2 separate regions of the Mus musculus genome follow, and region 1 is linked to region 2. Evidence: chromatin loops called from intact Hi-C (ENCODE). Cell type or tissue: heart. All regions are shown on one strand.

Region 1 (8,000 bases), 400 kb before region 2:
ATGGAAATATTTTTACGAAACATCACTTGTTCAAATATATTGCCAGTAAAATAGTTGTATAATTTTATATGTTAAACATGTACATTTTGTTGTATGTTTATTTGCATAACAACTTTCAAAACATAAAGCAAGGAAAAAGAATACTGTGTGACAAAAATTTTATTATGAACAGTTTCACAACTTGGGGCACAGGAAACTACATCAAATATAATACAAAAACAATTATATGCTCTACTAAAGATTTGGGAGTAGAAATAAAAACGTATATTTAATATAGTTGCTGACATTGACTAGCTAGAGCTTGGAATTAATTTGGAAGGCTCAAGTTATGAAAAGGTAATAATGATTATACGTTTCTGCTCTGGTTTACAAACTGGTTGCAAATAACTGCTTGTTTCAGGTGGCGCATGCCTTTAATCCCAGCACTCAGGAGGCAGAAGCAGGCTGATTTCTGAGTTTGAGGCCAGCCTGGTCTACAAAGTGAGTTCCAGGACAACCAGGGCTATATACAGAAACCCCTCTCGAAAAAATAAAAAATAATTAAAAAAAAAAAGAGAATAGCAGTATGAATTTTACTTTCATTATTTGTTTGAGGTAGAAACAAACATAACAGGCAAACATGTAGTTTTTAAACCATCTGGAATTCAGATGATGAAATAGAACTTTGGATTCTCAACAAGCTTATGATAACTGACATAGATATTAAGTGGTTGTATCACCAAAATGTTAGACTAAGATCTAAAAGCTAAGACCTATATTCCAATACAGAGCAGGAAGTCATTACAATATATGGAAAGATTTACTATGAAAACCCAACTCCTCGAGAGCATTTCTTGAGAATTATGATCCATTAGAGTCAACGCATTCCCCATTTTTGGAACATCAATGTCAACGAGAGCTTTGGTGACCTGAGAGACATTTTGCTCTGGCAACAGTTGGAAGAACTCTGCAATGAACCCTCAGCCATGCTGACCACTCAGCTAGGAGTTATCTTATCTGCACGTAGAGGAAAAATGCACTGAGAGGCACTGCAGACTTGACACTAATTATGGCAGCTACAGTCACATTGTTAAGGAGGAATTGGCAGAGTTCCACGTGACATTTTTTTAGGCCCCTACATTTAAAATGAAAAGAAGTTTTCAACCATGTCACTGCTAATTTTAAGCGAGTCCATACCTGGCATAATATTTTAATTTTACAGTTAAGAAATGCATTTAGAGTTATTAATAGCAGTTTTGACATGTTCTAACGTAATGGTTTGAGTTCGTTGTTCATGTTTCTTGAAATGGAAAAAATGTAAATCAGGAGACAGGCATATAAATGTACTATTATGTTGCATAAAGGATATATTCATGGGTCATTTTGTTAAAATTGAGTGGCCAAGCTACAATTATAGTCAAATATAAAGCTAAATATGAAATAATAAGAACAGCAAATAAATTATTAATGATCCATTATGTGTTGACTACCAAAACATACCTCCATTAAGTCTCATACATTTTACCACGAGTAGAGTCCTAATCAGATTCCATTAACTTGTATTTTAGACATTTCTAACAAGCTTGGTAACTACTGTACTTTCCAAGAACAAATTAGAAGTAATACGTTTGATGCAGCCAGAATCTCACGTTAAGACAAGCACATTAATGCAGAGACTGTGGTGGCAGCTAAACCGAAGCAAGACAAAAAAGGAGGAAAGGGCTCAAACAGCAGAAAACCAAACGCCACATGGAGACTAGTCTTTGATCATTTAGGATAAAGTAACTAATTTGTTATATTTTATTAGTTTTTAATGATTAACAATAACAAAAATTATATTAAAAAAGGTTGGCTACCCTAGTATAAGAACATTATTTTAATAAGATTTCAATAAAGGTAACATTGGTTAAGAAATCTAGGAAAGTCTGTTTTCATTGTAAATTTTGCTTATGTGAGGTCATTCTTAGTAATGATGTTCTCTCTTATAGTAAAACATCAAAAAGAAGTGTCTAAAATACTATTCATTACTTCAGTTATGAGTGCTTATTAAATAAGCTCTAGTTTTTGTATCTGTGTTATTTATTTAGGCCTTCTAAATTTCCACAAATTTCACAATTATTTGTATAGAATTGTCTTAGTCTCTATCAACTACAAAAATACAAATAAATCCACATCTATATTGTATATTCTCTTCCAAAAGTGCAGTATATAATGAATACATGAAGGAAAAAAAACGAGCAAATACAATTAAAGTGTTATGGTATAAGCAAGTTAATTTGCCTGTTCATGGATTCTTGAAATGGGCAAGTTGAAATCATTACTCTAATATCAACTCAGGCCCTCTAGAACAATAACCAAGGCTCCTAACCACTGAGTCATTTCTTCAGCCCCCACAATTCAATTTTTAAACCTTTGAAAACATCTAAGTAAATGTGTTCCCAACACCAATTCTAGAACTCATTTTCATATTGAAAAGTATTGTCACCATCACTATGTCGTATTCATGTAGCACTCAGTCATAAGCTAGTTAGTGGAGCTTCGGACTTATTCAAATGTAAGTCAGCAATTGAGCATCGTTATTTTTATAAAAATTGTTCATCATTTTCTGATCTCTCATCAGGCATTTGCTCTTACAGTAGAATCAATCCTATAGAGAGATGATGAAGAACAGATCTCATGCATAAGACAAAGCCATACCACTATAGTTTCCTTATCTAGTCTAGGTTCTGCAAATCAGATCATCTCTGAACTGCCGAAGATAAATCTGGAGAATTCAGTCATGCCAGAAGAGTGTAGATTGTCCATCTGAACAGAAAAGGTTATTCACATCTGATGCAAGGACGATGGATAAAGGGTAAGTATCCCAGTGTGGAGAAAACCAGCAAGGACCATGAGTCAGAGCACTGAGTCATCTTGATTAGCAAGTACAATCACTTGTTGGCATTCTTCTGCTTATTAAATCCATTCAATTCTTGTTATTAGTATAAAAACATGGGAGCCTGTTTAGAGGAGAGGTTATTTGGCCAGGGGAGGGCACTAACTCATTTCTTTCCTACCAAGAGCCTATTCCGAAAGCAGCAGCAAAAAGCAGAGAAGAGCAGTGTGGCCCCTCTCTCAAAAACTGTTCTCTTATCCAGGAAAGGAATAACTGATAAGTTAACTTCATTAAAATTAAAAACTTCTGCTCTGTGAAAGGAAATGTCAATAAAAATAAGACAAACTGAGACGTGGAGAAAATATTTACAGAGGAGCGGCTGACAAAAGACACTTCACACAAACATATGGAACTCTTAACATTCAACAGTGAGAAAAAGAAAATAAAATGATCAATTTAAAATAAAATGATCAATTTTTTAAAAATGAGCAAAAGATCTTTCCAAGCATTCCTTCCAATAAAGCATACAGATGCGGAAAACTTGAAAAGAACACTTTAGCATCTCATTTAAGAAATGCAAATTACATTTAGGTATTATTCCTTCGGAATAGTACAAATCCCAAACTCTGGCATCAACACACATGGCTGGGCATGGTGACTATCTGACTGCTGGTGGGAATATAAAATACTGCAGCTGGCTTGAAAGACAGTTGGCACTTTCTTAAAACAACATCCTCTTACAAATAGACTTCAAAGTGTTTGTGTTTTGTGTTTGTGTTTGTGTGTGTGTGTGTGTGTGTGTGTGTGTGTGAGGCATGCACATGCATACATACACTTTTTAAGAGAGAAAAAGAATATGAAGTTGGATGCATCAAACTGAGGAATCTGGTTAAAATATATTGCATGAAAAAATCTAAAAAATCATCATGATGAGTAAGGTTAACTCAAACCCAAAAGGACATGCATGGTGTGTACTCACTAATAAGTGATTACTAGCCAAAAATGTACAGAATTTCTGGGATACCATCCGCAGAACTCAAGAAGGGTAAAAAACAAAAGGGCCCAAGTGAGGATACCTCAATCCCAAATGGGAAGAGAAGAAAGCAATCACAGGAAGGGGTGAAGGAGGGAGGGACCTGGATGGGAAAGGCTACAGGGAGGGGAAGAGGGGAACATGATAGGGTATTGGGGGGAGAAAAGGACTGAAGCCCTGAAAGCCAGCAGAAAGAGTGGAAACAGGCAACCTCAAGAGGTAGGAGGTGCAGGGATCCTCTAGAATGTACCAGAGACCTGGGAGGTGAGAGACTCTTAGGATTCAAAGGGAGGGATCTTAGATGAAATGTCCAACAATGGGGAGAGGGAACTTGTAGAGTCCACCTCTAGTAAAAAAGACAGGGCATCAAGTGGAGGGATGGGGTTGCCATCCCACAGTCAAGAACTCTGACCCAGAATTGTTCCTGTCTGAAGGAACTACAGGAGCAAAAATGGAGAAGAACCTTAGGAAAAGGAGGTCCAGTGACAGGCCCAAATTGAGATCCAGCTCAGGGGGAGGCCTCAAGCCCTGACACTACTACTGCTGATGTTATGGTATGCTTACAAAAAAGAGGCCTATCATAATGGCCCTCTGCAAAGCCCAACCAGCACCTGAAAGAGCCAGATGCAGATACTTACACCCAACCAATGGTCAGAAACTAGTGAACCCTGTGGTTGAATTAGGGAAAGGCTGGAAGAAGCTGAGGAGGAGGGTGACCCTATAGAAGGGCCAGCAGTCTCAACTAACCTGGATCCCCCGGATCTCTCAGACACTGATCCACCAGCCAGGCAGCATACATCAGCTGATTCGAGGCCCTCTGACATATATATAGTAGAGGACTGCCAGGTCTGGACTCAGTCAGAGATAATGCACCTAACTCTTGAGAGACTTGGGGCCCCATGGAGTGGGGAGGTCTAGGGGTTGGGGGGAGGGGACATCCTCTTGCAGACAGGGGGGTAAGTGTGGGATTTTGGAACAGTTGGGAGGGGGATAAACTAAAGAATAAAAATAAATAAATTAAATTAAAATAAAAGAAACAATATGAGTTTAATATTTCATCCCTACAACCTAAAGACGTTGCCTCTATTAAAACCTGAAACCTTTAAGTGAAAATGCTTTCCATAACATTAATGTACAAAACCCAGCAAAATTGCTAATTAAAGTTAATTATAATTAATTGTTCTAGAGTTCAAAAATCCAAAAACAAATACTTTTTAAAATTAAAAATGTCTATTATGGAATCTTGTATAAGAATAGTAAATAAACACAGAAAATCTCTTCCTTAAAAACAAAAGGTATTTGGCCATTTACATAGTGAAGAAATAAATCTAAACCAATTTCCAAGGAGATACTAAAACCTACACAAATCTCAAAATTTTTCTAAGTTTGGAAAAAAATTTATGTATACAAGAACCCATTGCACTCAAAGAACAAAAAACTTCTAAAATTTACTGCAACCTATGTCATAACCAAGCTGATGAAGCCGACAACGAAGGGAGTATCTTAACAACAGTCAGAGGATTCAAATACTAAACAAAGGAAAAATCGACTCTTATCTTCCTGGACTCTTATCAAAATCAATGAAAGAAGACAAAAATAAGATACTTAAAGTGCTTAAAACAAAGCTTATCAACCAATAATTTCACATTTTATAAACCTTTTATCAATCTCCATCTAGATTAATTAATAAAATTGTTAGAGAAATATAAATAAATTGTTTAAAGACGTTAAATGAAATTCTTTAGACTATAAATAATGATACTATGTAGAAATATATATTTACCCCAAATACCAAAAAGTTCTGAAATTGGTAACTACACAGGTTAATGAATACACACAGACACACAGTTCTATGTGACATAATGACATTTGTGAACCACAAGTCATCAGTGGACCACAGAATTATAGTGGTCTCATAAGATTATAATCTAGATTTGTAGTGAGCTATCAAGAAAACTTTTGCAAACACATTTCTGATATTCACTTAGTGGTAAAATAGTCTAACAATACATTTGCCAGAAACTATCCATACTGATCAGTGATACATAGTTGGGAATTGCCTGTACACATGAATTATATAGTAGCAAATGAAGGAAATCATATGTGTTCGTTACTTCTCTCATTGCTGCTTCCAACTCTCTGACCAGAAGCAACTTGAGGAGAGAATAATTTATCTTGGCCTGTGGTTTGAGCAGGGCTAGTTGGTGAGTCTCATGGCAGGAGATAAATGATAGCTAAAGCACCTTGGTCCACAGTGCTGGGAATGTGTACATGTCAAAAGATCATAAAAGCATTCTGGCGGGAAACTATAGCCAGGCTATAACCATAGGGCCACCCTTCCTGGTGATCCATTTCCTCCACCCAGCTCTCAATACAATCATTAGCTGATGACCAGGAGTTCAAACGCATGAGCTTGCGCAGGACATTTTATATTCAAATGTGCATAGTTAACTGTAACACATAGGCTGAAAAACAATACCTCCAGAATTTTAGCCCAGCACCCCACATTTCAATAACTGATATATGAGCTGAGTATGTCACTCAGTCAATACAACACTAGCTGTGCCAGCGTCAGGGGCCAAGTTTGAATCCCCAGAATTCCCATAGAGCCAGCTGGCAGTGTGTGTTTCTGTAATCCCAGCACCCCTAGGGAGACATGGCTATGGTGAGTGGAGAGTCCCAAGAGCCTTGCAGGGCAGTAGCCTGTCATGAGCACCAGGAAGAAAACTAGACATGGCTCTCTGTCTCCAACAAGATGAAGGACTGACACCAAAGTTGTCTTCTGACTTTTACACATGGACTGTGCATATGTGGACTTATATTCAAGCACACAAAGAGGGAGGGGAGAGAGGGAAAGAGAAGGAGAGAGGAGATGGGAGGGGGAAGGGGGAAGAAACAGAGAGAGGGAGAGAGCAGGGAGAGGGGAAGAGAGAGTTGTGGAGAAGGGTGGAAGAGTAAGAGAGAGGGGAAGAGAGGGGCAAGAGAGAAAGAATACAAAAAAAAATGAAACAACTGCTGTAATAAGCAGCCAGAAAGAAAAAAAGAAAAAAAGAAAAACGATTTAATGCTCTTAACCTTGATCCAACTGGCATTTATGAAGTTCCACCCAGCTCTAGCAGGAAACACATTTTTCCCCAATTATGCATGGCTCATGTGCTAAGAAAGAAAATTTCCTACATTGAAGGGGGTTGCATTTTTCTGAATATTAAAGTGAGGTGTTATTTATGGCATGTGGGATTCAAACTCATGTAAAAAGAGGATAAATCAACACGGAAGAAAACAGGTGAGGCCTTAGTTTGCAAAAGGGAAGCCCAGCACAGCATATTTTAAGGATGGGACAATACCTGGTGCGCTGATTTGAAGTGATCTTTGTGGCATGTGCCTTTTTTGTTGTTGTTGTTCAATAACAAGTTCCAGAGAATGTCCCTCGACCTCCACCCCCAGCTGCTTCCTGTAAATGAAGGCAAGGAAAACTGCAGAGAAAATGAAGGCTGAAGAGCTCAGCATGTGCCTGGGAGCCAGGGTAGAGACAAAGGAGCAGCCTTGAGGCCTGAGGGAACCAAACTCAACAGGGAGAATCTGGAGTCAGAGGTGAACCGCGTGGATCCACTTACAGAAATCCAGAGGGCACCAGCTGGCTGTGAACATGGTGGCTTGGTTTGACCCTCTTCCACCTTAATGCTTGGAGGGTGACCCCAAAGAATACTGTGTTGTTTTTGTTCTCCCCTTGCAAGTCACCACAGAGAAAAGTAGCCCTGTGGATTTGTTTCTAAATCGATTCTAACCACCTCGCCAACAGAGGAAAACTAAATACAGTTTACTTACAAATACATATATTTTTGTTACATCATTTCCACCCTTTTATAATTTAAGCATTGTCTCTGAAAAAGTGACAGGAGTAGGGGCTGGAGAGATGGCTGGGCTGTTAAGATCACTGGCTGCTCTCCTAGAGGACCTTGGTTGGATTCTCAGCAGAAGTCTCTGCAGCTCCAGTTTCAGGGTATTCTGCGCCCTCTGCTGGCCTCCACAGGCAGTGCATGCTCGTGGTACCCAGACAATGTCAGCAAAACACCCCCGCCCTAGTTTTGTTACTATAAATGTTTCTGCCTTACA
Region 2 (8,000 bases):
CTTTAGAGGCTCAGCTGTCTCGTGTGATGCTTTTCTGGAATCTGTCTTTTGAGTGGATGTTTTGTTGAAGCAGACATATGAGAGGATGTTTTGCTGAGGCAGACACTTGACAGGACCCGTTATGTTTGGAAAGATTATTATTGGAACCCAACAGATAAGGAGCAGTGTTCTTTCATTAGTTTGCCTTGCAACACTTCTCTGACCTTCATTTGTTGTGACTTCATAGAGAGCAAAGCACCAAAGAACTTCTAATGGCTCTTATGGTATTCTGGCTGCTTCTTGCTGCTTCAGCAGACTCATGCCAACTTGGCAGACCCTCAGAGTTTCTTCTGGATTGAGGCAGTACTACTGATTCATTTTTGGTGTTTGCTGATTGGACTAGATTGCCACTACTGATGTTTTGGACTGGACTCTTGATATCCTGATAGATTGGAATCATCCCCAAAGAACTACTTCTAAACAGGTCCACATTCCCCTTGTCCTATTAACCATCTTTCTTCCCTACCTTTGGGTTAGAAAGGAGGTTGAAGCATGTGAGAACCCTTAGTAAAGTAGGTTTTGAGAAGTCTAGGCCTACAGTGTATTTGTATAAGTAGACAATTTGGTACATATGAGGCCTTAAGTGCTTTTAAGACTTTCCAATCACTTCAGCACCCAAGGGGGGGGGAAATAATTTTTTTCAAATGGTCATAAGAAATCCAAGTTAGAAAGCACAATAATTATTATCATAGAAATAGATAAGCTCAGGTTTCCACAACTGAAACCTGTTTGTGCTAACATAAATATGTGAGCGATGAGCAAGAAAAATACCTTTGAGGAAGAGGCCTGCAGGGTGTGTGGGCATGCACAGCTAGAGGGCTATGCAGAGAGTCTTCCTCAATCACTCTTCACCTTTCTGCTTGTTTTGATTTTGTTTTTATTTTTTTGTCCAGGTCTCTCATTGAAGGCAGGATGTGGACTCAGATCTGCATGCTTTTGCAACAAGTATCCCATTCACTGAGCCTTCTGACTAGCGTTAAAATTTTTGGGGTTAGGGAGTTAGAACTTAAATTTCTTTCTTTTTTTTTTAATGTGTACACATGTGTATCTGTGTCTGTTTATGCACAACATGTGTGCAGGTGCCCTCAGATACCAATTGGACATCTTATGCCTCAAAGTAAAAGCCCCAGGGCCAGGGATGATTACATCTTGTTGAGTCATTGTCCAAAGGGGTCTTATACACAACAACAACACCACCACCAAACATCACAGGCTACTACTACAACTCTTAGTTGCTCCCCACAGCCTAATGGTAAGGCCCTATTGCTTAAGAAAACACTTTCATGTCCCAGACATAGAGAAGTCAAGCTAGTGCCTAAGTAGAAGCATTATCCCTACTGACTAGCATTGATGGTGCTAGAAGGTATTCTGTAACTACTAGAAGGGAACTTTAATCATCAATATCACCTGACTACAAACCCTGTGACCTTCAGCAGCTCCCTGCCTGACAGGTGGACTGGTATAATAGTAGGACAAATGGTTTAGGTGTAACCAGCCACTGACCTAATGGATTTAAGGCCCACTCTATGAGATGGAACGCATACCGGATGCTGCTAAAGTAGACAATAACCTTACAGCAGAGCCTAAAGGGAAACCTACATTCTCATTCTGCTAAAAGAGCATAGCAATAAAATGACTGCTAAAGACATAGTAGTATTCCCACATGTCAGTGCTTTCCTCAACCTTCATCAGAGAAGCTTTCTCTTGAAGTGCATGGGAAACAAAACAGCATCTCACAACTTGATGCTATGCAGAGAATGAGAGACCTTGAAGTACTCCGTACTAGGCAGAATGTCTTCATCAAACTCCTCTCCTCAAGGCTCATGGATCTATGTGGGAGAGGAGGCAGAAATATTATAAGAGCCCTAGGGGATGGATGACTGCAAGGAAGCATTCTCCTGACGCAAGAGGACTGATGTACACATGAAACCACAGAGGCTGTGGGAGCATCCACAGACCTGCACATACGTGTTCAAGACAGAACCAGTTCTGAGACTTAGAAGTGGACATAGTGTCCCACCCTAACTAAAAATCTGCTGGCAAAGGGAAAATAGATTTTCTCTAAAGGAGTATCTTAAGTATATTAACCATTCTCCAGGGCAGTCCCCATGCCCAAGAATAGTTGGCCATCACAGAAAAAAAAAAGTTGTATTTTTTTGTGGACTCTCTTTCATTAGGGCTTGTTTTGGCCTTTATTTTTTTCTTATTGGTCTTTGTTTTTGATATGTGATTTTGTGGGAAGGGTTGTGTATGATTTTTGTTTTTTGTTTTGTTTATATTTTTGCTTCTAAATTTTTATTTTTTGTTTGTTGAAATAGAGAGAAAGAACATAAAGTTGGGTAGGTATCTGGGAAGGGTTAGGGGAGGGGAAATGATCAAAATACATTATATGAAGAAAACAAATTTCAACTTTAAAAAAAATCATATACGGGGAAAGAGGGTCCACTTCCTTCAAGCACCACAATGAGGGGTGCTTCTGAATGCTTGAAGTATGATAGAAGGTACATCCCAGTTTTCAGGACTAGAATATTTTAAAGGAATAGCCAAGTATGCTTAGCCTTAAAAGAGAGAGAGAACATGTTTTGTAGTCACTGATGTTGTTTGCATTTGACATCCATCAGGCATTAAAGATTGATAAGCAAAAAAAGAACAGGAGATCAGCAAATCCCCACAAGTTTCTTTTTTCCACTTGGACTCTGTCCCACAACGTCAGAATTTCTGTGGGGACCATTGGCTACCACCAAGTGTCAGAGGCCAGAGTTAATGAGGGAAAGAAAACTGGGCAAGTAGGAGTGTGGTGCTTGCAGAAACTCTTGAACTTATGTGGGGTACTTAGCTGCATAAGGCAATAAATCGAATGATGAATTTCATGGTGTTTGTGTTGTGACGCCCATCAATTGAGGACAAAGCAGTTTAACTCTCAGGCCTTCTTCTCAAATCTCTGTAACAAAGAAGCAAATCATAACCCCTACCTTCAATCCAAGGCCTTGGAAACACATACACACACACACACACACACACACACACACACACACAGAGAGAGAGAGAGAGAGAGAGAGAGAGAGCACTTCTGTATGCATTTATGAAGCTAGTTTTTAATCACTGTAGTTCCTTCTAAGTCAAAGGTATTGCTTGGACTTACATCGTCAGCAACCTAATGGAAGTGGCATGTAATTCATTTGTGAGTCCCCCGTGAAGTGTATGGGTAGGAAATTATGCACCTGTATTACATGGGCAATTAACCAGCTTTTCTGATCGAGGTAGTGACAGCTGCTAATCATGCCACCTAATTCCCTCCCATTTTAAATTTATTATTATTACTCTTGCAGCAATTTTCTGATCTCTTTCCTTTCTAATGCTTTCATTTTGTTTTTCCTTCAGAAAACTCGAACTGAACTCCTGACCCCTGCTGGAACCCTGCCTCCTCTGAAGTACAGGCTTCATTTCTTTTCCTCCTTCGTGTTTCCTGATTGGAGCTCCCTCTGCTGACCGAACAGACTTGCTTTCAAGGCAATATTTAGAAACTGTGTGGTCTTCCCTCTTATTCGCTGTCCTAGTTTGCTCTCTATTGCTGTGATAAATGCCATAACAAACGCAATATCATCATGACTCAGGGAGGAAAAGCATCTTACAGATTATGGTTCTTTATGAAGAGAAAAGAGGACAGAGATGGAAACAGAAGCCATAGGGGAAAGCCGCTTAATGGCTTGCCCTCCATGGCTTGCTCAGCTTTAAAGAACCCAGGACCGCCAGCCCAGGCATGACATCATCCACAGTGGACATCAATCACAAATCAAGGAAATGCCCCCCCCCAGCAACTTGCCTACAAGCCAATGTTATAGAGGCACATAGTTAAAAAAAATACATAAAAATGAAAACCTTAGTGTATACATTCCACTGAAATCAACTGTACCACATGGTTTTAATGTTCTCTCTCTACCTAGCCACTGACACATGACACATGGGGGACGCTAAAGATTCCAAGTGAACAAGTCCAAAAGAACACCTCAACACACACACACACCACACACACACACACACACACACACACACACACACACACACATTCTAGACAGTATTTGTGCTATGATGCTTTCTAGAATAAGTTCAAGGCCTGGTGAGGATGCCCAGTCAGGAGCTACCCCATTCATAGTGTACGTGTATGCCCAGAGGGTTTGGTAGAGGCCTCCCTTCTTCATCCCTTACACCGCATCTTGCAGACCACAGTTCTTCAAATAGAGACTCTGCAAATGTCTTTCTGAAGGCAAACCCTGTCACCTGAAGCACATTGATTTGATCCAAGCTAATTTTTTGAAAGCCCCTAAAAAAAATAATTCCCGCTATAAAGAAGGATCAGCTGGCCTGCTTAGGGGACTCTTCCACCCCTGATGCCTGTGATCCTGTGATATGATCCAATCGGCCTTCATGGAGGGCTGTCTGCTGAGTTAATTGTATGCACTTCTTTGTGTTCTTCTCTTATGTTTATTTCATTGCAATATTTACAAAGGGACTTGCGAAATAAGTCACTATGCAAATGGGAGCGTGCATACAAGATCCCGAGGAATATTAAAATTCATTAACCTTATTTACATTTGAAGCATTATCATGTATATTTGAGCACAGTGCACCTGCCAGGAGGACGTTGGGCCACATCAGCAGTCCACTGAATAATCTATTCACTGCCTTTAATTTCCTTGTCAAGTAAAGTAAAAACTTCCTTATTTTGGATGCATGCAGAAATCACTCCCAAGCTTCTCTAATCGCCAGCAGTTCTTATTTCTAGAGGAGTCTAACATAAATTTCAAGTTGTCCATTGACATTTGAAAGATGAATTTCCCTGAAGAAAATTTCCCATCTTTATTAAATTTGAAGTACAATGTTTCTCTTATCACCCACTTGGAAATGAAGGAGACCAAACTCATTCTTTTGGGTGCTGACAAAAGAGAAAAAAAAAAAAAAGGTTTTGCCTGCCTGGAGCCCTTCCCCATCCAACCCAAGGAACTCCATTGTCTACAAAGAAGGAAAATAGATGGCTTGGAGATTTATGAAGGTGAAGGAAACATCCATTTTTTTCTTTGGGGGGGAGGAAGGGAGTAGGGGTGAAACAAGAAAATCTTCACAGTTGCATTTAACATTCCCCAGAGTCACCGTTACATTTAACATTCTCTAGAGCTATGAGAATGGACTCTGTCACAACCCACCCGGCTTTGGATTGTATAGTGGAGGGGAAAAAAAGAGTATGATCAATAAGTGTTTTCTAACAGGATAAACCAAGTAAAGGGTGAGTTTTGATCAACCAATGCCTTCTTGGGTTTACTAATGCAAGTTAACAAGTTGGAGGAGATAGGCGACTAGCACAGGAAAGTGGAATTCTATTGCTACAGTGATAAGAAGCAAAGAAGCTGAGTGCTGAGTGGTACCAGAGGAAACTGTTCCCAGAAATTGAGGGCAGCCAAGACTCAAAGATTTTCTTAATAAATGACGGTGGACTTGTTCTCTGGGGTGTGTGTGTGTGTGTGTGTGTGTGTGTGTGTGTGTGTGTGTGTGTGTGTGTGATATAAATACCTCCCTCGACCCTTCACCCTCCATGAATTGTCAGGAAAGTCTACATGTCAGCTCTGAGTTTTCTGAGCAGATGATTCCAAGCATAGTGAGTTCCCATCAAGGCCCAGGTGCTGTGCCAGTCAACTGCGAGGACGTATGGGGTTCTGTGAGAACAATAGACCCAGAGACTATGTGGTACTCCAGGAGGCTCCTTAAGTGTCATCTAGCCCACAGGAATGGTGAGGTGGACTGGTGGGCTTCTTAAACCTTAACCTGAATCAGAAATGGGCAGAAGCTCTGACAACATCCCTGGTGACATATGGAAATGTGAGGAGACTCCATTGTTATTACTTGGGCACTCATCACTTAGAGTCTTTACCCAAGGTAGGGATTCTCAATACTAGACACCACTGTAATTAGCTGAGCAACAATCGTCCATATTAGTTACTTTTTCATTGCTGTGACAAATGCCTGATAGAGGCAACTTAAGGGAGGAAATACTTAGACTCGTGATTTGAGGGGAATGACCCTTTGTGGTGGGGAAAACATAGATGCAGAAACATGAGGCAGATAGTTATATTGCACCTACACAAAAGAAGCAGACAGAAATGAATGCATGTATTCTTCAAACTTTCTTACTTGCCGCCTTTTATTCTAGGTGGACCTCCTATCTTTCACTAAATCGCTCACAGAAAATGTCCTCACAGACTTGCCTAGAGGTATGTCTTCTAGATGGTCTAAATCTAGTCTAGCTGACAATGAAGATTAACAATCATGCCACAGAACGAGATAAACCAGTATCCTAGAAGTAGGAAACTAGGCCTTGACATTTTTCTAGAGCTCTGCAGCTAGTTGAGGGTAACGTCAGGATTGGGGGACCCTGCTGTAAAGTAACAATCAAGATAAACTCTGGGAGAGCAAAAGTTGTGTTTCCTGACACCAAGAATTCAAGTGTAGAAATAGGTAACAACAGCTTGTAGACATTGGTGGAATTACAGCATCACTGGCCCTATCTGGGCCCATGGCAGCAAGTGATCAAAAGTGAAGTGGTCCCCATGTCATGCAAAGAGGTTAAGAGCTACAAACAGACAAACACAATAGAGGGAAAGCCCTAAAGAAGTGAATATTTATGTGTGCATGCAGGTGACAGTTTGTGAGTGTGTGCATGTGTTTGCACACGAGCGTGTGTGTGTGTGTGTGTGTGTGTGTGTGTGTGTGTGTGTGTGTGTGTGTGTGTGTGTGTGTGTGTGAATAGAATGGGAGTTAAGGCTTAGGATACATAACAAGGGAATGAGATGTACCTCCACACTCTTTAGGATGTGCATGGAACCCTAGATCTCTTATCGAAAAAGTAGAGAATGCAGTTTAACAGATCAACCTTGGAGGAAGGATCTAGGTTGACAAAATGGGTGGATCTCTCTGGAGCAGGGCCACTAAAGAAAAACTTACTTGGGAAGAAAAATGAGATGAGATGCCTAGCCACCAAAGACAGACTCTATAAAGCAGTAATATAGTTGGAAGGATAGGGGTTCACATTTAAAATGAACAAGTTCTACAAAAGGTAATATCAGGACCGAACCTTTAGTCCTGACTCACGACTTGCCTACTGCAGTTCCTGAGGGAGCCCTGCAGGTTATAGTTTGAAAACCACTGGATAACTATCATCAACCTTCATTTTTCATTCAGAAGAGAAAATATAGAATTGTGGTACACTGACTGAACCCTAGGAAAATAAGAGGACAGACTTTATTTTGATCTTTGAATTATAGGAGATGATGAAATATGAACTATGAGCATAATTCATGACAGTTTAAAGAGTAACATAGGGTTAATACTACATGGTACTGTCTTGGTCAGTCAGCCAATTAGTGTATCTTCATATTTGGCCTTCATTTTATGTACAAGTCTACAGAGCTCAAGTCCATTACTATTCTTAGATTTTTTTTTCTGTTTATTATTTTCTTAAGGTGAAAGGAAGGTAGACCAGATGTACCTTTATGTCTTGGCTTCAAAATCAACCTGCTTGGGACTGGGTTCCATAGCATAAGTGCTTTTACAACTACATGATTTGATGTTTAGATTTAAGACCTTATATCACTAACCACAGAAGGTCTCTATAAAAAGGAAGCACATCAATGAAGAAAGACAATTCAGAATAGAAATATATATAGGTCGCACATCTGGCCCAACAGATGGGGAAAATAGAGTTGCCCATGTGGGACTGATTACCCCAAACAGACCCGCTTCCCTGTCTTCCCTAATGTTTATAAAGCTATATCTTTAGTTTACCTCTACCCATTGTTTCCACTTAATGTATTTCTTTCCTCCTTACCTCAAATATTATTTTTAATGATTATCAGGTCTCCAACATAAAACTAGAATAGTCACCCTCACTCAATTCTTAGCCATTTTTTTCA

Evidence for each region. A loop is a pair of places that touch in the nucleus more often than their neighbours do. Peaks named below come from ENCODE experiments on the same cell type or tissue, not always from the same donor. Only the 100,000 strongest peaks of a DNase experiment are listed, where the experiment ranks them.
Region 1: it touches region 2 in a loop (4-fold over the local background); 2 of 42 quality-filtered maps call a loop at or near these places.

What each region holds. Positions count from the first base shown.
Region 1 is chr2:51,428,892-51,436,891 of GRCm38, forward strand. 1700057H21Rik (RIKEN cDNA 1700057H21 gene) reads right to left here. Exons shown (of 3, transcript NR_130155.1): 2 at 7,232-7,338. Among named protein-coding and RNA genes, the nearest start is that of 1700057H21Rik, 5.0 kb to the right of the region's middle. In heart, a CTCF peak has its summit at 7,911 (motif pointing left); no DNase peak of the experiment used is centred here; H3K27ac peaks cover 899 bases.
Region 2 is chr2:51,826,964-51,834,963 of GRCm38, forward strand. No RefSeq gene overlaps it. Among named protein-coding and RNA genes, the nearest start is that of Gm13490, 99 kb to the left of the region's middle. In heart, a CTCF peak has its summit at 3,518 (motif pointing left); no DNase peak of the experiment used is centred here.